6 separate regions of the Homo sapiens genome follow, and all the other regions are linked to region 5. Evidence: chromatin contacts called from ENCODE Hi-C or POLR2A ChIA-PET data. All regions are on one chromosome and are shown on one strand. The core of a region is the stretch at or near the end of the contact, and the rest is flanking DNA. Distances in the headings are between cores, read along the strand shown. Region 1 overlaps LOC105377043 (a long non-coding RNA gene). Region 2 overlaps ULK4 (unc-51 like kinase 4). Region 3 overlaps LOC105377043 (a long non-coding RNA gene). Region 4 has its middle 170 kb from the start of ZNF621. Region 5 holds the start of CTNNB1 (catenin beta 1). Region 6 has its middle 260 kb from the start of CTNNB1.

Region 1 (3,501 bases), core at 291-2,790, 320 kb after region 5:
AATTTAGGCAGTTGCTTGAGGGCTGTGGCATCTCAAAGCAACTACAGAGAACAAGGTCATTGTGAGATTAGCCCCAGGTTCTGCTTGCCTTCTTTCTTCCTTTCTACCCAGGAGCCAGGGAGGTAATTGTCATTGGCTAGGGAAAGTTAACCCAACTACTCAAATTAAATGGATGCAATTCTCACAATCAAGGGCTTAAAATAGACATGTAGTCTCAATTGTTCTATTGTGGAGACCTGTCTTGAGAAAACATGATCCATTCACAGAGGAGGATGGGATGGCCTCTTCTAGGTCCAATTTTGAATTTCATGAAGATTCCCTTGGGAACCTGGAGCCACTAAGGAAATGGAACTATCAGGTCCTGGAAGTGAATGTTTGCCAGTCACACTGAAGTTAGAACATCTTTGTAGAAAAAATTGGTGTGATTTACTTTACTCATAGAGTCATACTTGATTTGAACCCTGGGCTTTGCTTTGGTTGAACATGCTATTATGGCTGCATAGGCAGGGGTCAACCAAGAGCAAATTTCTGGAGGAGGGCCACATTGCCACAATCAGCTGATTAAAACTCAAGTGGGTTTTCAAAGCCTCGCTCCAGGTCAGGTTATCTTTGCATCTGTTTTTCCACTACCATTAGAGGAATAACAGCAGCCTACTTTGGAGAAAAAAAAAATGATCGGAAAAACATAGTGAGAGCATTTACCAACACAGTATTCATATTTCTCTGAGCCCTGGGGCTCTGGACCACCACAGAGAAAAGTTTTGTTTAACCTTTCCATGATGGGAAAACACTCATCCCTAATGCCAGCTCTCCACCTTCCAGCCGAGTCAAACTGCAGTAGTGGGAAATTGCTAGGGAAGCCGGCTTTGCAACAGTGAACAAATGTCTTTGTGAGAGAAGAAGGCTGCTCTGAGCAGTGGCTAATGGGGCTGCTTAGTGGAATTTTTTTCCCTTTTTAACCAAACTGAGCCTTGCTCCTTTCTGGCAGGCAGACAGGCCCACTCTTCCAAGTACGCAGGAAAGTTCTGTTTTGACAAGCGCACACATTCTTTTTCAGAAAGCCACAGAGGCAAACGCCTTTGTTGCAGACAGACCAACTCCCTTCCAGCCCAGGAGGTGAAAACTCTTTCATGAGCCACATAATGGGAGCAGCAGTTGTGCTTGCTTATACAGTTCCCGAAAAGTACATAACTTCCATTATGTAGCTTCCACATACGGAATGTACTTCCTCTCGCAAACCCAAACGCTAGCAGGGCTGTTTGTCCGGCACTGGGCCTGGCAAGGAGCAGGAGGTTGGCAGGACTCATGAGGCATTTTTCTGTTGGGCTTTGGTTTCCTGGCCAGTTGAACTCAGTCCAATTATTGTCCCAAAGTTCTGCCAGATAAAACAAGGAGAGAGCTTTTCTAGATGCCTGGCCTTGGGACTAGGAGATGGGGGAGGGAAGGTGCAAGCTGAATGGGGGTGGGGTGGGGCACACCCAAGGCCAGGGCTCAGGAGTCCCCTTTCCAAGCAAGGGCTCTGACTCCGCCCTGTAGAATGTGCAGCAGCCTCCAGAGACCTTGCCCTTCGGGTGAATGCCTGGCACTCAGGCCATTCTCCCTCTGGCATGGGGCCTGATCTTAGCATCATTTGTGATGGAAAGTCAAATTTCCTGGAACATAGGGTTAGCTTTTCAGCAGACTAATCCCATTTGCAATATACTATACAGTATTCCGAGCAGAATTGGCCCTATCCAGCAGCAGTTTAGAAGGCTGCTTCCTTGAGATGGTATCAATAACAGTGCAAGATACTGCCCACTTCCAAAGTGTCTCCCTTTACTGCCCTTCCATTGCACTTGAACTTCCTACTGTTGGAACCAGTATTTAAGAGTCACTAAAGCAATGTCTTCAGAAAATTCTATTTAAGTGCATGTATTAAATTCATAATTATGCCCACATTAAGATGCATAAATACATGTGAGCAAATTACAAAATATATGTAGGCTTAACCCCTATGGGTCTAGTGGTTACTCCCCATCCCTCCTTCTTAAGGAATGGTTGCATCTTTTCGACAGAAGAGGCTGAGGATAAATGTCTGCTCTGGAATCTCCTCACATTGCCCTGGTTCCATCTTTATCTTACTTCCTTCAACAGTCCATGAAGGGGCTTTTCCCAAATCAGTATAAACAAACTCACATTGGATTGATCATTTTCTTGTGTCTGAGCTGGGTTGCTAAATACAGAAGTTGTTCAATGTCCAGTATTTAAAATATGGAGACTTTCTGTCTTGATTACAGTTCAGTAACTCTATTTCTGTTGCTCTGTTATTTTGGTACCTAAGTGTGATTGCATAAATCTGTGAAATGTTGGAAATTCAAGTGGAGCTCATTTTTTCTGAGATATAAGTGCACTCTGGTTTTGCTTTTTGAAAAATGTCTTTGAAGTTTCCCTATACAAAGTGCCTGTGTTCAGCCCTGCAGAGGTGGCGGCAGGGCGGAGGGGCTTGAGCCTCCCTGATGACAAGCAGGACAAGGAATATCATCCAGGCTGTCAGTTGCCAACAGGATTCTGATCACTCAAGGCCCTTGCCCCTGTGGTCACTTTAGGTCTTCCACTATTGAATGTCCCTCTGGTTCTAGCAATTTTTCTCTGACCACAAATTGTGGCTTTGCTAATGTTTGATGTTTACTTAATTCCATGAAGTCTAGGTCACACATATTGTCTTGTTGCCTCCCAGTTTTCTCATACCTAACCTGAAGAGTAATGGAGACCCAGGACATGGGATCAGTGCAGGGAGGAAGGCCTGGGATTCTAAGCCACTTCTATTTCTATATAAATGTGTAGAATAGGAAGTTAAAAAAAACTCATTCAGACTGGGTAACGCAGGCAGACATCACTAAAGAAGTAGCACTGAGGCTGAGGCCTGAATGAAGAGAAAGAGGCAGCCCCATGAGGAGCGGGAGAAAGAGCCTACAGGTAAAGGGAAGAGCAAAAGCGAAGGTCCTAACTTAGAAACGAGCTGGAGGCATCATACAACCAAGGCCTGGTCACTGTGTCTGCAGCTGCAAGAAAGGGGGAGAATGGCATGCATGGGACAAAGACGCTCAGAGTAAAGTGTTTGAAACTATTGGGAAAGAATCCAGAAAGCCTTGGAGGGTTTTAAACAGGGAGAATGATGCAATCCAAACTATATATTTAAAATTCCCCTCTGGCAGCCGTACAGGAAGACAAGTAAGGACCACTGCCTAAATCAAGACAAGAGACAATGGTGGGAAAGATGCTGAGAGCCCCAGGCAGATCTCAGAGACATTTTGGAAGTTTAATTGACAGGATTTGGTAATGGGCTGGATATGACCCCAGGATCCCAGGCTCTGCCTGGTCCCAGTCCACTGTCTTTACCTGAACTTTATCACCTCTTAAGGATCCTCCAGGAGCCCATAGAAGCTGAGCCAGGCATTGGCACCCAGCTCGTGAATTAATCCAGACCACTTAGCACTTGTGCACACCTGCTGTTCCTGAGTC
Region 2 (3,223 bases), core at 597-3,096, 480 kb before region 5:
CAGAGGAGAAAAAAGCACCCCATGTCTGGTGATCGCAGACAAGCCCTGAATGAATATGTTACTGACCATGAGTTCTTGGGCTCTCAATGCAATAGGACATGAGGCCGACAGAGTTCTCCCAGACGAGGCTTCATTGGAGCCTCCTGAGGTGGTACACTCCACAACTTTGGTTTGATAGTTTGGGTCTCGTAAGGCCAGTTCCTGGAATTCTTTAAGTAAAAGCCACGGTTAAACATTTTGAGAGCTCAGTGGAACAATATAGCATGACTAAAGCCTTGGGGTTAGCGGGTATGGCATCAGTGAGGTACTGGTGTGGGTTTTGTGATCACTGGGAATGTATGAAAGAATGCTGTAGCAGGGATGAGCTGGAGCCAAGCCTCATTCCTACTCTGTCTCATAAATACTGTTGATTTTTCTGTATTCATCTTCTGACAAGCTTGCTTTTTTGGCCATGTTTATTCGTTTTTAAATTTCTAGAGATGGGCACTTAGATCGTTTGTTTCAGTCTTACTCCTCTCCTGATATACACTATTCAACCTTTAAGATAGCTGTTGATCATGTTGGTAGTATTGATAGCAGTATATATTTCTTTCCTTTGCATAGTTTTTTCTTTAGACATAACTGGAAGTTTGGAGTTCTCAAAGTACCTTGGTGAAGCATGATATCTGTGCTTTCAGTGATGTGACATCACTTAGTGGAAGAGGGTGAAGAAAACACCCCTGGTTCTTAGGGTCCTTGTAAAAATATTGAGATATACTGTCACATATAAATTTCCTATGTCAAGTGGAGATAGAATATGTTAATACTGATGGGCCACCAGCCACATATGGAGATTCTTGCCTGTGCAGGGCGTTGTTTTGTTGGTATGGACGGCAAGATGTCGTTTGGCTGTGCACAGATTCTCCTGCTCTTTTATCAGTATAGAGAGAACAAGTACACAAACAATGGGAATTTTGTTTATTGTCACTAAAATAGTTCATCAAATGAAACAGTAGTTTTCATCATTAGACTGGAGTAGGGATTCTTTCTTTTTTGGTATTTTGGAGGAAAATACTTGTTTTTTGGGGTTAAGTTTTAAACCATATTTGATTGTTCTCTGATACAACTAGGAACTCACAGGGGTGGTTTGTATAGTGGATTTACATCTTTGTGGTCTATTTCTAAAAATAACCAAGACGAACTTGTCATAGTTATTTGATGTATTTGATAAAACATGGGGACTATTGTGTCTTTTTTTTCCCAACATTTTGATTGTTGTTTAGGTTAAACTTGATGTAATGATCACCAGCTTATACATACTAATTTGATGGTTTAATGCCAACCTGTGCCAACTAGATTTTGCATTATATTCTAAAGTTCCTTTCATAGACCCTGAAGGTTTTGATAAATTACTGTTTTGATTTTCATAATGTCATTTTGACCTGAGGACTTTTTTAGATTTAAATGAGCTTGGTGGTTTATTAAATGTCATGGAGAGTTTAAATCCAGGATAAACTTAGCCGTTGCTTTTTTTCACTCCTTTGATTAGGGATTCTGTCTGTGGAAAAAATATAGATAGTGGTTGATATCAGTTTTGTGTTCATAGAGATTCTGAGTCTTTTACATGCTTTCTTTTAGGTTGTTGACTATATACTGCCACCCTTGGTGTCCTTGGTTCAAAGCCAAAATGGTAAGTGTGATGACACCAGCAAGAATTGCATCAGTTACACATTCTATTTTCATTCTGTCTCCATGGAGTCACATTCTTGGCATTTTTTTTTTCTTTCAAGTGGAGTGGAGACTCTTTAGCTTGCGGTTGCTCTCAGAAACCACATCTCTACTCGTGAACCAGGAGTTTGGGGATGGCAAGGAGAAGGCCAGTGTTGATTCTGACAGCAATCTTCTGGCTCTCATTCGAGATGTCTTACTTCCCCAGTAAGTATCATGCAGTTGTATTCATGCAGAGAAGTGTAGGCTATCCAGGAAGCTTCTGTCAAACTAGGTTCAGTGATGGGGTTGGGGTCTTGATGTCCTTATGTTTATACACATATGCTTGTGTACTCATTATAAAAAAAGTTTAGACAGGTGCGGTAACTGTTAGACTGCAGAAGACTCAGAAGGTCTCAGTTCATCTTTGAGGACATCCATTTAAAGCTTAATCTGTTTTTTGCCAGAAACATGATTTTGAAGTTATGCAGATTTAAACGTGTTCATGGCTCAAGGGGTGAGGGTTATGATTCAAGGTCTATATTACACGACTACTGGAACATGAAATTGAGACTTCTCCTGGCTCTACTCAGAAATAATAGAGATAGAGGTAATCCCCTTCTCCAAACTCTTGGAATAGAACTTAGGTTTAGTTCTGAGCAGGACTTTCTCAGGGGTTGGGTGGAGGTGGCGGAACAGGTAATGAGTATGGAGAAAGGGTTTTTGTATTCTTTTACTTCATTGCTCATAAAGCAAACACACAGCAGGATGACTACTGAGGGCACCTAATGCAAACATGCAAAACCCTAAAATCTCACCTTATAGTTGAGGGGACACTGTCAATTTTATCAAAGCTAGTTTCAAAAAGTATATGCCATATGTCAATATTAAAGAAGATTTTGTGAAATCAAACAAATGCTAGATGGTGTATCATGCATTAATATGCCTACCTGATCATGGCTTTCTCCAGGGCCTGGGCCGCAGTCTGGGTCAGTTTGGCAGGTTTATAAGAATGACAGCCTGAGTTAATGCTTCCCTCTATTGTTTCAACTTCTTAAGACCCACTGTTCTCATTTAAAAAAAATTAATGATCATAGTAAAGAAATCAGATGTAATTACATTCTGATTTTGGCCAATGTTAAGAGTTTGAACTCTCTCATATAATATTAGGTTCACATTAAAGAAAACCCAAATAACTGAAATTGCCAGTTGCTGTAGATGAAGCACTCAACCACTCCAGTTGGTTGAGGAAGGTACCTTTTACTAAGTGTGTGGGTGTTCTGTGTCGACCCTTTGGCTCTCTGGGGGAGCCTGTCTTGACTGACTGGAGCTTGATTTCTAGGCCAGCCTCTTGTTTCTTTTTTCCTATTTACACTTCTGCAGCTGGTTTCAGGGACAGCTCTGATAATTAATATGTACTGTAAGAATACTTTTAATGCCCAAAGTAAGACAATTGTTTGAAACTTTGTCATGTGGAGTTTGCTCAGTGATAAACTGTCAGTAGGTACCTTTTCAGTTACATTTGTTATATATGAGT
Region 3 (3,420 bases), core at 37-2,536, 400 kb after region 5:
GAGGTGTCCAGGGAATAGCAACTGTGGGAATCTGTTAATACCCGTAAACCTGAAGGAAAAAAGGGAGGGAAAAATATCACTGGAGCCTGTGAGAGTCATAGCCATGCCGGAAGGTCTGCCTAGAGGAGCTGCAGTTGAGGAGGAACACATCCACTGCTGAACACTGCCACTGCTGAAACCGCAGGGGATGAAAGGGATAGAGGGGACAAACACTCCAAGCATCCTTCCCTTCACCTTCCTTCCTCTGCCCATACCCAATGGCTGAGCACAGTCTGAAGACAGAGGATCTGAGAGCCTGAAAGATGTGGTCTGTGGAGGTCAGCCACAGAAGGACACAAAACAGGAACTGAAAAGGGAGGAGAAAAACAAATCTGGGAGCAAAAACTGGGAATAACCAGCACCTCAAGTAAATATCATTCTACTCGTATTTAAACATCAGGAATAGATGTAGACTGTGTTAATGCTCTGTGGTCTACTTACGTGATTCATTCTATTTCTAGCTTTCCTGATTTTGAAACATTCTTGCATTCCTAGTACCCTGAACCCTACTTGCATACCTGCATATTCTTTTCAGTATACTTTTGAGTGGTAGCCTCTTTATTTAGAATTTTTATATCTATACTTGTAAATGAGATGATTGGTTCAGCATTTTCTTTTGGGAATGCCAGTTGTCATAGTTTAGTACCAGGGTTAAATTTGCTTTGTGAAATCAATCAGAGGAGCTTTTCACATTTTTATGTTCTAAAATAATTTATACAATAACAAAAAATGATTCCTTAAAAGTTTTTTTTTTAATTACTCAATTATATTCCTACCAGGAACTGGTGACTTTTCTTTCAGTTAATTCTTGGACAATGTTTCTGGGTCTTCTATAATTATTGGTCTGAACAGGTTTTCTAATTTTGAGTCAATCTGGGTCACTTATAATTTTCTAAGGAATGGCTCCTTTCCTGGATATTTATTTTCTCCTGGTAGATCCACATTTTATTTACCCAAACTTGGGGGTTAAATCGTCTTTGTAAAGGGTTTTTCCATCCCCCGTGGCTGCCCATAGGATTGTTGTAGTTGCTGCGCGGAGAGCTCCTCAAAGGCTTGGTTAAAACAGTTAAAACTCTTAAGAGGGGTTTTATCCTGCAGATAGGATTGTTCCAGCTTCTCTGCAGCTGTAGAAAAATGCCACATCCTGTGGAGCTGACCACATGAGAATGTGCTTGAGCTGTCCTTCCAGAATGATTCACCATGTAGTTGCATAACCTCAGCACCTGCCTACCCTGGAAACTGACCTCTGAAAACTGGCTGTGATTTAGCCCTCCTGCTCAACAAAAGCAACAAGGAAGTATGTGAGAGGAGGAGAAAGAAAGGGAAGCAGGGAATGCATGCAAGAGTGAGCCCTGCTCTAAGAAGGATGTGCCTTCCTTGACAGAGCTTTCCTTCTGGCCTTGGCTCTGCCACTTTGGATGTGTCATTGTGAGTAACCTTGCTGGGCTTTAGTTACCTAACTGTGAAATGAGAGGCTCTGAGGCCTTCCTAGATTTATGTTTCTATTAACAGATTCCCCCCAGGATCATACCTCTCTCAAGAAACTGATGGAATTGCATAAGTAACAGTGTCTGAGAGCTGAGATCTTATTCAGGAGGGACAAAAAGGCCCTTCTGCTCCCCTTGTATCTCCCCACCAGCCTGCCTTGAACTCAAAGAGCTGCTATGTGGGGTTCAAGTTATCAATAGCCTGAGCAAGAGTCTTGGCCCAAAGAAACAACCCTTTGAACTGTTTAACACCTTAATGTGCACTAACGCATCCAACTGGCAAGGTTCTGAGCGGACAGGATGTTTTTGATGGGGAGGGAGAGGTCTAGTGCATGGACCACTGGAGAGAGCCAGCCTGGAATGACAACCAAAATTGCCAGGGATGGATGGGGAGGTGTGCAATTGGCAGGCAGGTGACAACATAGTGTTTATTGAGTGTGTGGCCAAGATGGAAGTGAAATACAACGCTGTCTTAGCTTGGGCTACTATAACAAATTATCATAGACTAGGTGGCTTAAATGATAGACATTTCTTACACTTCTGGAGGCTGGGAAGTCTAAGAAGGTGCTGGTAGATTCAGTTCCTAGTGAGACTTTCTTCCTGACTTATAGACATCCACCTTCTTGCTGTGTCATCACGTGTTCTTTCCTCCATGTATGAGCATGGAAAGAGAGAAAGATTCTTTCTCTTCTTGCAAGGGCACTAATCCCATCATAAGAGCCCCAGCCTCGTGACCTGTTCTAACCCTAATTACCTCCCAAAAGCCTTACTCCCAAATACCATCACACTGGGGATTAGGACTTTAACACATGAATTTTGGGAGGACACAAACATTCAGACCATAATGAACACAAATTAGTCTATAAGAGTTTGAGGAATGTTTAGCATCAAAGACTCTGGCAATGTAGCGTGAATAACATGGTCTATAGAAGCCAACAGAGCTGGGTTTCCATCCCAGTTTTGCCACTCACTTAGCAAGTTCCTAAATCTCTGTGAGCCTCTTTTCTCATTTGCAAAATGGGAATATAATGCCTATCTTTAGGGCTGATGAGAGTTAAGTGAGATAATGTTTAAAAAGTACTTAAGCACAGTGACTGGTACAAGTGAGAATTTAATCAACATATCTGCTATTAAAAAGAATCCCACTTTTGACCATCTCTCTCTAGAAGCCATCCTTAATCATTTAATTAATCACAAGAATTTTTGTGTTCCTGCTGTGCTGATCACTCTGGGGTTACAAGGAAAAATATTCCCTGCACTCAAACAGCCTCCTATCCAGTGGAGTAGACAGATTTGCACACAACCAAGTAAAACATAAAGCAAAACTGGCATGAGAACCAACTAGAGGTGTCCCAGCACACTGTGGAAAGGCCTAGGAAGGAATGATGAGCTCTCAGAGTGGGAGTGGGGGAGCAGGTCAGGCAGCATGTGAATTAGGTTTTACCAACTGATAAGGTCATCTAGTCTGACACCTTTGCTTTACAACTAAGGACCCAGACAGGTTTAAAAAGGTTAAAAATTCTCCACTCACATATTGACCACAGACAATGTGCCAGTCATTGTTAAGCTTGACTTCTTCTTTTTCTTTTTTTTTTTTTTTGAGACAGACTCTTGCTCTGTCACCCAGGCTGGAGTGCAGTGGCATGATCTCAGCTCACTGCAAGCTCCGCCTCCCAGGTTCACACCATTCTCCTGCCTCAGCCTCCGGAGTAGCTGGGACTACAGGCGCCTGCCACCATGCCCAGCTAATTTTTTGTATTTTTAGTAGAGACGGGGTTTCACCATGTTAGCCAGGATGGTCTCAATCTCCTGATCTTGTAAGCTTGACTTCTTAAACCTCACAAGAACCCTATGAGATGGAGATTCTTGCCATCCCCATTTTATGGATGAAGAA
Region 4 (3,302 bases), core at 517-3,016, 510 kb after region 5:
AGCTGATACTTCTCCTGCTCCGTCCTTATTAAGCACTTGAAATGTCACTAGAGTGGCTGAGGAACCGAAGTTCAAATTCTATTAATTTTAATTAATGTAAATATATATTTAAAATCTGATATGTGATTCCATTACTGTAAAACTTTTAAGTATATGTGGAACCACTTGAGTATATGAATCTATTCTGGCAACTATAAAGTTTGTGAAACTGAAATGCAATTAAGAATTCCAATGATTATTTTTTAGCATTGGAATTGAGGTGTGCTGTAAGTGTGAAATACACACAGGAGTTCAAAGACTTGGTAAGAAAAAAGAATATAAAGTATCTAATAATTTTTATATTGTTACATGTTGAAATGGTAATGCTTTTAATATAATGGAATTAAAAATATATATTATAAAAATTAATTTTACCATTTAAGAGTTTTTTGATGTTTCTACAAGAAAATTTAAAATTAAAATTCTGCAAGAAAATTTAAAACTAAAATTACATTATTTTAATTATATTGTCTTTATAGTGTTTTCATATTATCTTTTATAGTGTCTTACATCATCTGTCTACTGGATAGCACTGGTAGAGAGGACTTCTTTGCCCTATACCAGGTCACTCATCCTTGGTAGCCCTGGAGGGTCTTGAAAAATGCACAACCTTATCTACCTATACTGGAGTTTTTTGTTTCATAGTAAGATTACCAGAAAAATAGAAAACATACCCAACATGGGCACAAAAACTGCTGGGGTCATTTTCTCTGTGCCAGATGTGAGCTGCCAATATCATCATTTCCATTGGCAAAGCCCTTCAAACTTTAAAACAAAATGTAATTACTTTTACACACCCTTCCCCTTCCTACCTCATGAGACTATTATGAAGCTGAAGAGAGAATGTGAAAATTCTGTGACATTGGAACAAGGGATGATTAAAATATCAGCCAAGTAAACACTTTCCAACAGTTACTACCTCTGACCTTCACACTTATGTGGGGGCAATATTCCCATTTCATAGGTGAGGAAACTGTGGCAGAGAGAGGCTAGGTCCTTTCCCTGAGTCACACAGACAGCAGGTGGTGGGGCTGACATCTAGACCTCTACTCTGACCTATCAGAGAGTCATTGACACTGGTGGAGTGGACAAGAGACCTCACCCTCTGGAAACAATTTTCAAATGAGAAACTGTCTGGAAGTCTCTCTGCTTCTCTGATCTGCAGGCTGGCCTCTCCAGTCCTTGGTGAGCAGCTTCTCTGCATGGGAGCAACAGTTCCCATGACAGCTGCAGGGAACCATGGGAAAAGGGGAAAAAAACTTCCTGAATGCACTCATTGTCTTTCCAGACATTTCCGGCAGGAGGGTTGGTTCTTGGGAAACAAGACCTCATTCTTAAACTGGCTCTGCACACTCAGGTATGTGCCAAAGTGGCATCAGCATGGCCAACAACCACTTATTTGTCTAAAGCAACAGATGACTCGCTGGGGCTACTTGAACTTCTGGCCGGGAAGCTGACCCCACTCTTACTGCCCACAGAACCTCCAGGTTCCTCTGATAGGTCAGCGGGAGGGTGACCTTCAGCCCCAAATGCCTGTTTCTTCCCTTCCCAGTCATGACCAGTGGCAGGCCTGGCACGGGTGGTGGAGAAGGACAATATTCACTTCCAACGGTCAGTGGTTGTACACAGGGCCCTTCCCAAGCCATGGATTCCAGGCCCAGCCCTCCTTTCTGAAAGGTGGTAGTTTGACTTGGAATGAGATGCGCCTGCACCTGCCAAGTTCAACACACAGTGAAGAGAAACACAGCTCAATCCCCAAAGGCCCCGCCTAAGGCAAGGCAGAGACAGGGCAGTTCATCTGGAGAACAAGGGGGGTGAGCCAGGTTCCAGCACAGTCGATGCAGATGGGAATGGGGAGGCATGGGGAGGGAGTAAAGAGCTATGAACTGAGGCTCTGGGAGCGGGGATGGAAGGAGGTGGGTCGAGTTCCCACTCCTGCCCACCTCCTTTTTCATCTACTTTCCCTTTGGCCTTAAAATAACCCCATAAGTTTTGATTGATGTTTTTTGTTGTTTTAACTGGTTGTCCTCAGGGAGGGTTTTCAGAAAGAGCAGCAGCGTTTCCAGGAGCTGGCAGGGCCTCAGAGTGAAGCAAGCTCGCCCACACCCACTCCCTTCCTCACCAAGCACCAGGCAGCTCAGCCAAGGACTTCCTTCTCCTCCCCCCTGGCTTCCTCCCCTTCTCTCTCACCATTTCACCCAGGGGGGAAAAGCTCCAAGTTTTAAAAGAGTCAGCTCAAACCAGCAGCATACTTGAAATATAGAGGAAAGCCCTGCTAGGATGTCCAACAGCTCTGTGTTGTGTGACCTGGGTCGGGGAGATGGGGAGGACAGAACTGACCACAGATACCCGACCTCTAGATGAGTCCTACCCCCTAATATAATCAATGGCTTTGACCTCCTTGAAGAGCTGTTTAAAAGATTTCACATCAGCTGACTTGAGTTTCAGCCCCTGCTGTCTAATGGAAATGAATAAAAGACCCCAGGTAATAGCCCACCTTAATAGTTGCCATCTTGATAACAGAAGGGGGTTTGTAGGGCTGTTTCTGGATCTGGCAGAAACTGATCTGGGTCACTAAATGGCTTTACAGTTACAGCTGGTCTTCATTAATTATTAGATAGTTGCTAGTTAGACCAATTTGAACACTTCTAAGAGCAGCTTAATGGTTGTTTATTAAACTCTCTCCAATTATGACTGCTTAGCATATCAAAAGGCTGGGAAAATACCCCCAGGTAACCTTGGGAAGAGAAGGCAGGCACAGGTACAATGGGTGACTTTGCTGGGCTTAACAAAGATCCCAGAAAAAGAGCAAATTCAAATGAAGGTGAAAGTCACCCTTTAAATAAACCATGGACTGAAACAAATGCTAAAGAGTAAACCATTGCACAGTTCAACAACTCCCTCCCTCTTCTGGGTAATTGAAAATACTGTAACATTGTTTTGCACTTGGACTCAGTATTATGAAGTTTCTATGGTGGTGAGGAGTAAACCCTCATATGTACATATTTACAAGGTTGTGAACACTAAACCCTGCATACTGTACCTTCTGAGCAAGTTAAATGATTTTAATCCCTGATAGTCACCAATCTTGATTTTTACCTTATACTGTCTTTAGAATGTAACATTTAAATAGAGACGGGATCCCACTGTGCTACCAGTAATATCTGCATTGAGATTTTACTGTATGCCAGGAACTTTACAAGCATATTCATTTAATCCTTAGAATACCTTTTGAGTTTTGTTATTATCTCAGTTTTACAAAT
Region 5 (3,235 bases), core at 47-2,546:
CATACACCCAACTGCCAAAGCTTTCAAGCTTGGCAGATTCAGAAGCAGGCTATAGGAACTTAACTTCGAAAAGTCTCGGTTCAAAGTCCTCTCTCCAGACAAAACACTGAAAGAAGTTGCAATGCTTGAATTCCATTTGGCCAGCTTTGGAGCGAAGGAAAAATTCACTCCGCTGAAAAGAAAACGTGCTCTATAATTCAATTTTAGCTGCCATCAAACTATTTGAATAAATTTAAATTATTTCTACGAACAAAATTCTCGAAGCGGTCTGAGTCAGAGGCTGAATCCTGCAGTTCACTTGGTAAGAAACAGTAAGCCATCACCTTCGCCTTCCTCCACCCCCTTATTTCACCAGGGTCTCATACCCACTACCATAAATCCATAAGACTCCCAGTACATTATCCACTGCTTTCACTCACCTGCATAGTACGCTAAAATACAGGTGCAAGACATGGATTTTTTATGTGCTCACCCTACTGACGCATCGCACCCGCTGCACTTAGAGTTTAGTTGCTCTAAGGTTTAAAGTTGCTTCGATTCAAACTCACATAGCCAGGGCATTAAAAAAAATAATAACACTTCTATTCTTAAGAATGAAAGAGGAAATCTTAAGAGAAAGTCCACTGGTCCGATCCCCAGGACTGATGGGACTTAGGGTGGCGTCTCTGCCTCAGCGCCCGAACCCCAACTCGCCGCAAGAGCTGAGAAGGCGGAGCCCCCCGTCCCCACCCCGCCCCCCACCCAGGGCCCGGCGCATCCCGAGGCACCGGGTCCCTCCCCCAAACTCGGCCAAGGCCAGAGCCCCGGACGGAAACCACAGACCCCCACCCCCACCCCCACCCCGCCTGCCATCCGGGCTCCTGTACGCGCCCCCGCGGCGCCCCCTCCCCGCAAGCGATGCCCCCAGGGCCCCAGAGAGGCAGCGCGACCGGAACCCGGGCCCGGCCGCCGCCCTCCGCGCCCCGGGCGCGGCCCACCCTCACCGTCCCCCACCTGAGCTCCCCGCTCCCAACCCCAGGCCTCCCGGCTGCGCCCAGCCCGCCGCCCGGACCGCGCGCCTGCTACGAAGTTTGGCTCCGAGAGGAAGCGGGAGCAGCCCCGGAAGGATAAGGAAAGGAGCGCCCAAGCACCTCAGGGGAACAGGCTCCTCCCGCCGCGGGAGTCCGACCGTCCTCGACCTGCGGTGGCGGCTCGGCGGGGACTGAAGCTGCTCCTCAGACCTTCCTCCGTCTCCGCCTCCCCTCGCTCTCCGCTCCCGGGGCCGGGCCAACGCTGCTGCCACAGACCGAGAGGCTTAAAATGGCGCCGCACAAGGAGCTCTTATAAGTCGCGCAGAAGCCGCTGTATCCTGCCGCCACCGGCGCAGCGCGGAGCGTTCCGCCGCGCGAGGACAAGGGGCGGGGCGCGAGGGGGCGGTGGAAAGTAGTCCCCGCGCCGCCCAGCAGTCTGCTGCCGTCTGAGCGCCCCGGGCCGGGGTGGGGTGCCTGGGCACCCCACGGACGCTCCCCGGGGTGACGGCTGGCGGCTGCCCGCTGCGCGGCCTGAGGGCAGCCCGTGAGGGCGCTGTGGTCTGCATCGGGGAGGCCGGGCCCCCGCGGCCTGGGTTGGGGAAGGTGGCCCTGGTATCCTCCCCTGTCCCAAGCCCGACGCCCCCGCCCCGCGCGTTTCCCGAACCGGGAGAGCAGCTGCAGGACTCGGCGCGCCTTTCCCGCGGCCTGCGGAAGGTGGCATCTCGGCCCCGGCCTTCGAGTACCGCTCGGGGCGGCCGGGACAGGTCCTGGGAGGGCGGAAGTTCGGGGCCAGGGCGGCGGCAGGGGCTCGGGTTCAGCGCCCGCCCGTCTTGGGGCGCTCCTGGCCCCGCAGCTGCCCCGTCGCTGGTCTGCGGGTTCCCGGCCGGGCGCGGGTTAGGGGGCCTCGCCGACCTTGTGGTCTGTGCCGCACACTCCCTGCTGGACCTGGGTCGCAGCCCAGTCTCACAGCACCCCCAAAGCCCCCCACTGTCCGGATGGTGGATCCCACCTCTCAGCAGGCTGTTCAGCTTGAATTTCGACCTGAATCACCGGGCCGAGCCGCCTTCTGTCCCCACTCACGAAGGCTGTGAACTCTCCGTAGAACGGGCGCCAAGCCCGCAATTCAACAAGTCCTTAGGAGTACCTACTGTGAACAAATAACTAATGGAAATGGATTAGCTCCAGAGCGCTGTCAATTAGGTTAATTCTTATAGATTCCATTTTTATCTGGTTCCACTTGTCACTAGGTATCAATAGATTTATTTGTGGGGATTTTTCTTTGGAGAAGAAGATTTTTACGGTATTACTTATTTGTGAAATCCAAGTATGTTTATAGAGAAAGCTATCGATTAAGCAGCCTCCAATTTTTTAACTAATTTTCTATTTAAAAACGTTTGTAATTCATTTCAATAGACTGAAAAATGTTTCCCATTCTAATGCAGCAAAATTGACGTTTGTCGAAGCTGCAACAAGTATGATCGATTCAGTTTCTCTAGGCTATTGTTTGTGCTTATTTTTCCTCCAAAACATTGGAGAGAGTACAAAAAGCAGCAGTGAAAGTTACCTCTGTGCTTTTATCCCAGGACTACAATTAATACAAGCAAACAATAGGTCTTAACACATAGATGCAGGCGGAAAACCCACTTATTCATTCACTCATGGAGGTAGGATATGTAGTTTAAGGCACAGCTCATGTTTCAGGGCCAGCGTATTCTTTAAATAACTTTTATTTTTGTCTTAAAGATATTTTACTATATAAGTGGTAATGCCAACTGCCGTCTGTCACCATAGCACATGTGGGCCACTGCAGTGGAAAAAGTCTACACACTAAGATGATGTTCAGTGAGATCCATTGTCTAGAAAGACCTTCTCATTTGTATCTTTCCTACTAATTCTGTAGAATCTAAGTGTAGCTATTGGTTGTGGTCACAATTCAAAAAGATTGAACCGAAAAAGGTATTTCATCAAAACCGTGTTTCTAATATAAACTCAAAAGTATAAATGGCGTTTTCAGGTACTGATTCCTAATTTTAATTGTCATTTGCAGAATTAAGGAATATGCAATTGATTAAAGTCATACATTGAAAATCAGACGACAGATTAACCACTTTTACAGGGCTTTTTTTAAAAAAACATGTTTGCTTTTTCTATGTGCAGGTTTTTTGTTTTTGAATAAGGCACTCTTGAAATTGGTTAAGAAATATCTGCACCATTAGAAGATCTAA
Region 6 (3,028 bases), core at 43-2,542, 260 kb after region 5:
GCAAACCACATATCTGACAAAGGACTCCTATGTAGAATATATGAAGAACTCTCACATATCAATAGTAAATAACAATCCAATTAGAAAATGGGCACAAGACATGAGATATTTTATCAAAGAGAATATATGGTGGCAATAAGCAATGGAAAAATGTTTATATCACTAATCATTAGAGAAATGCATATTAAGAACATGATGAATTATCACTACACAGATAAAACAGTCATTATAAAATGCTAACAATATCAAATGCTAACAAAGATGTGGACAAACTGGATCTCATACATTGCTCATGGGAATGTAAAATGGTATTGTCATTCTGAAAAATAGTTTGGCGGTATCTTAAAAAACTAAACGTACACTTACCATATGACCCAGAAATTGCATTCCCAGAGAAATGAAAGCTTATGTCCACACAAAACCTCTATATGATTTTTCATACAGCTTTAGTCATAATAGCCAAGAACTGGAAACAATCAAAATGCTCCTCAAACAAGTGAATAGTTGAACAAACTGTGGTAATCCATCACAATAAATCCTCCCTCAATAAAAAGGAATAAAACATTAATTCATACAATGATCTAAAGAAATCTCAAAGGCATTATGCTGAATGAAGAAAGCCAATCTCAAGACATCACATACTGTATAATTTCATTTATATAATATTCTTTAAATGACAAATCATAAAGATGGAAAACAGAATAATGGTTTCCAGGAGTTACAGGTGAGGGAGGGTGAGGCAGTGACTGTGATTGTATAGGGGTAGCATGTGGGAGATCTTTGCAGTGATGGAATAGTTCTGCATTTTGATTGTGATGATGGTTACAGGAATCTACACCTGTGAGAAAATATGACATAGAAATATACACACACATTGTACCAATGTCACTTTCCTGGTTTTGGTATTTTACTATAATTATGTTGGATGTAACTCTTGGGGAAAATAGGTGAACGGTACACAACACCTCTCTATCTTTGCAACTTCCTGTGTAATTATTTCAAAATAAAAAGTTTCAACAAAGACTATCCTAACTGAACAGGAAATCAAAACAAAACAAAATCCAAAGGGGCTGTATGACGAGCCTCAAAGCTGTGTGTTTGCAACGTCTTGTCTCCTAAGTAGAGGAATGGAGTGTGGTCCATTGGTGACATTTTTCTACCTTGCAAAAGTGTCAGGGCCTCAAGATTAAATGCTTTGTTTGTGTTTCTAGGTCTCCAAGCAGCTTTGAAGTATTTGGTCTCCGGGGGGGGGTCTGAAGTTCAGCACATTGCTGCCTAACAGTGCCACACCTGTCAGCACACACACAGGGGCAGGCTGCTGGCCTCTCCGGAACACTCCTACTTAGGGAATGTGACCAGGACTTCAGGAAATCCCCCATGTAGGGGAACATTTTCCAGTTGAAAAAGAACTTTAAAAAGTGGAGGTGTGACTGTAGCTCTATTGAACAATTTTCCCAAGTAGAAATAGACACTGCTGTCCCCAGTCTGGTCACATTCCATCTCCTATTCTTGGAAATTCTCTTGTAGGTACACATTGTTCAGACAAGAACCCCATGATGTTTCTCCTCTGGCTCCTGAAATCCATACTTTGGAGTGTCACACCCAGTAAACTTGGAGTTTTGTGGCCTTCGATGACTAATCAGCTGTCTGAACCATGTTGGTTAAAGGACACATTATCCTTTAAGACTTGAACTGGAAGGGAGAATAAATTGAGATTTGTTTAGCCTGGTCTTCTTGATGTCTAAGTTATTCAGCTCAACTCAGTACACACGCTGGCAGGCCTTGTGCTGGGCATTGGGGATACAGAGGTGAATAAAGCACTTGTCCCTGCCTTCTTGGAGTTTGGTGGGAAAACAGACATTGAACAAATAAACACAGGGAAACATGTAGTAGTCCATGCCTTCCAGAACTCACTGCCAAGAGACTGGTAGCAGAAAAATAAACGAGGGAACTGCCAAAGAGGTCAGGGAAAGCTCCTCTGAGGTGTCCCTTCAGCTGAGGGAGATAGAATGAAGAAAGAAAGATAGAACTGTGCTTCGGGTGTGTAGCCAGTATGTGCAAAACAGGGAGGCAGAGATTCAGAATGGAAAGGGAGTTGGTTTGGCTGCATAGTGCAGTGCCTGAGGGCTGTGGTGAGATTTGTCCATTGTTGAGGAGGGCAAAGCCTGCTGCTTCCAACGAGCCATCTCTTAACAAGCATTTGCTGAGACCCCATGGGCTGAACTACACTTTGTGGGGTACAGAATAATGTCTGGGTCCTGCCCTTAAGGAATTTTCGAGGTGCAATTGAAAAGGGTACTTCAAAGAGATGAGTTGTTTTCAATCTGTGAAAGGGTGAGCTGGCATTAGCAGACTGAAAATATCACCAAAAGGTCTCACCAGCATCTGCAGCTGTTACACATTACTGGGGTCCAAAGGTCTGGCCTTGAGTGTCTTAGTTTTTTCTCTTCCAATATTCTTACTTTAAAATAGAAAAAAAAAAAAAAACCTTAAAAACAATCTTGTTTACTTTATCCAAGATTAAAGAGCTTGAACCGACTTGGATGGTCTAAATGGATTTTTAAGTGCTTTATGGACAAGTACCCTTAATTGCTAAAATGCTAGGCTAGGCTTCTGTGACCCTTGCTCAGGGCTTGTGTTGTCTGGGTTTGCTTATTTACTCTCCTTGTTAGAGGTCAAAACTAAGTCTTAGATTAGAATATTTTAATTTCTGAAGCTATGGATTGAAACACATTCTCTAGAGCCATGTCACACTATGAGCAGTCACTTTACATTTTTTTCGTTGAGTAGGCTACTCCAAGGTATAACAATGTCTCCAATTCAACGTTCTGTGCATGAGAACCCAGTGGAGTAGTAGAGCATCCAAGAGGTACAGATCACAATCCACATGTCTCAGGAACAGAGAACAGCCACAGAGAAGTGCTGGAAACGGCCAAACTAGAGTCTCTGGCTTCTCCTTTCACCAATCATGGAAGCAGCTTTGGATGACAGCAAAAGCGCAGACGTTGAAACCCATGTTCTCAGTGCC

The links. Hi-C counts contacts between places; a loop is a spot of excess contacts on that map. ChIA-PET counts read pairs that join two places held with the same protein, here RNA polymerase II (POLR2A). Pooled maps may share reads with other maps.
Region 1: a loop to region 5 is called in a map of endothelial cell of umbilical vein, with 12 times the contacts of the local background. The contact joins the enhancer-like site here to the promoter of CTNNB1 in region 5. A Hi-C loop is called at or near these places in 23 of 168 maps with a recorded cell type or tissue (Right ventricle myocardium inferior, Right ventricle myocardium superior, adrenal gland and 12 more) and 22 of 50 pooled maps. POLR2A ChIA-PET finds 5 or more read pairs at or near these places in 1 of 52 experiments (H1).
Region 2: a loop to region 5 is called in a map of IMR-90, with 2.8 times the contacts of the local background. The contact joins the enhancer-like site here to the promoter of CTNNB1 in region 5. A Hi-C loop is called at or near these places in 2 of 168 maps with a recorded cell type or tissue (IMR-90 and chondrocyte) and 2 of 50 pooled maps. POLR2A ChIA-PET finds 5 or more read pairs at or near these places in 3 of 52 experiments (AG04449, AG04450 and activated CD4-positive, alpha-beta T cell).
Region 3: a map of mammary epithelial cell shows a loop between it and region 5 (4-fold over the local background). The contact joins the enhancer-like site here to the promoter of CTNNB1 in region 5. A Hi-C loop is called at or near these places in 1 of 168 maps with a recorded cell type or tissue (mammary epithelial cell). POLR2A ChIA-PET finds 5 or more read pairs at or near these places in 5 of 52 experiments (A549, Caco-2, GM12878 and 2 more).
Region 4: a map of aorta shows a loop between it and region 5 (2.3-fold over the local background). The contact joins the enhancer-like site here to the promoter of CTNNB1 in region 5. A Hi-C loop is called at or near these places in 1 of 168 maps with a recorded cell type or tissue (aorta) and 6 of 50 pooled maps. POLR2A ChIA-PET finds 5 or more read pairs at or near these places in 1 of 52 experiments (WTC11).
Region 6: a loop to region 5 is called in a map of HepG2, with 2.8 times the contacts of the local background. The contact joins the enhancer-like site here to the promoter of CTNNB1 in region 5. A Hi-C loop is called at or near these places in 6 of 168 maps with a recorded cell type or tissue (CD14-positive monocyte, HepG2, MCF 10A and 3 more) and 3 of 50 pooled maps. POLR2A ChIA-PET finds 5 or more read pairs at or near these places in 7 of 52 experiments (Caco-2, H1, MCF 10A and 4 more).

The regions. Positions count from the first base shown.
Region 1 is chr3:40,875,815-40,879,315 of GRCh38, reverse strand. All of the region lies in intron 2 of LOC105377043 (a long non-coding RNA gene), which reads right to left. It overlaps LOC124906230 (a long non-coding RNA gene), which reads right to left. Exons shown (of 3, transcript XR_007095887.1): 3 at 2,993-3,501. Among named protein-coding and RNA genes, the nearest start is that of CTNNB1, 320 kb to the left of the region's middle. Within about 2 kb of position 1,540, at least 25 of the 41 ENCODE cell types and tissues checked have a DNase peak (open chromatin) inside an H3K27ac peak, as active enhancers do; they include adrenal gland, ascending aorta, endothelial cell of umbilical vein and 5 more, where a contact is called at or near this core.
Region 2 is chr3:41,680,199-41,683,421 of GRCh38, reverse strand. It overlaps ULK4 (unc-51 like kinase 4), which reads left to right. Exons shown (of 37, transcript NM_017886.4): 28 at 1,618-1,669; 29 at 1,770-1,914. Among named protein-coding and RNA genes, the nearest start is that of ULK4, 280 kb to the left of the region's middle. Within about 2 kb of position 1,846, at least 3 of the 41 ENCODE cell types and tissues checked have a DNase peak (open chromatin) inside an H3K27ac peak, as active enhancers do.
Region 3 is chr3:40,798,422-40,801,841 of GRCh38, reverse strand. All of the region lies in intron 2 of LOC105377043 (a long non-coding RNA gene), which reads right to left. Among named protein-coding and RNA genes, the nearest start is that of ZNF621, 280 kb to the right of the region's middle. Within about 2 kb of position 1,286, at least 7 of the 41 ENCODE cell types and tissues checked have a DNase peak (open chromatin) inside an H3K27ac peak, as active enhancers do; they include PC-9 and mammary epithelial cell, where a contact is called at or near this core.
Region 4 is chr3:40,689,740-40,693,041 of GRCh38, reverse strand. No RefSeq gene overlaps it. Among named protein-coding and RNA genes, the nearest start is that of ZNF621, 170 kb to the right of the region's middle. Within about 2 kb of position 1,766, at least 16 of the 41 ENCODE cell types and tissues checked have a DNase peak (open chromatin) inside an H3K27ac peak, as active enhancers do.
Region 5 is chr3:41,197,566-41,200,800 of GRCh38, reverse strand. CTNNB1 (catenin beta 1) reads right to left here and starts at 1,296. Exons shown (of 15, transcript NM_001904.4): 1 at 1,131-1,296. RefSeq lists enhancers at 426-535, 1,246-1,305, 647-1,593 and silencers at 886-1,005, 1,436-1,895.
Region 6 is chr3:40,938,140-40,941,167 of GRCh38, reverse strand. No RefSeq gene overlaps it. Among named protein-coding and RNA genes, the nearest start is that of CTNNB1, 260 kb to the left of the region's middle. Within about 2 kb of position 1,292, at least 7 of the 41 ENCODE cell types and tissues checked have a DNase peak (open chromatin) inside an H3K27ac peak, as active enhancers do.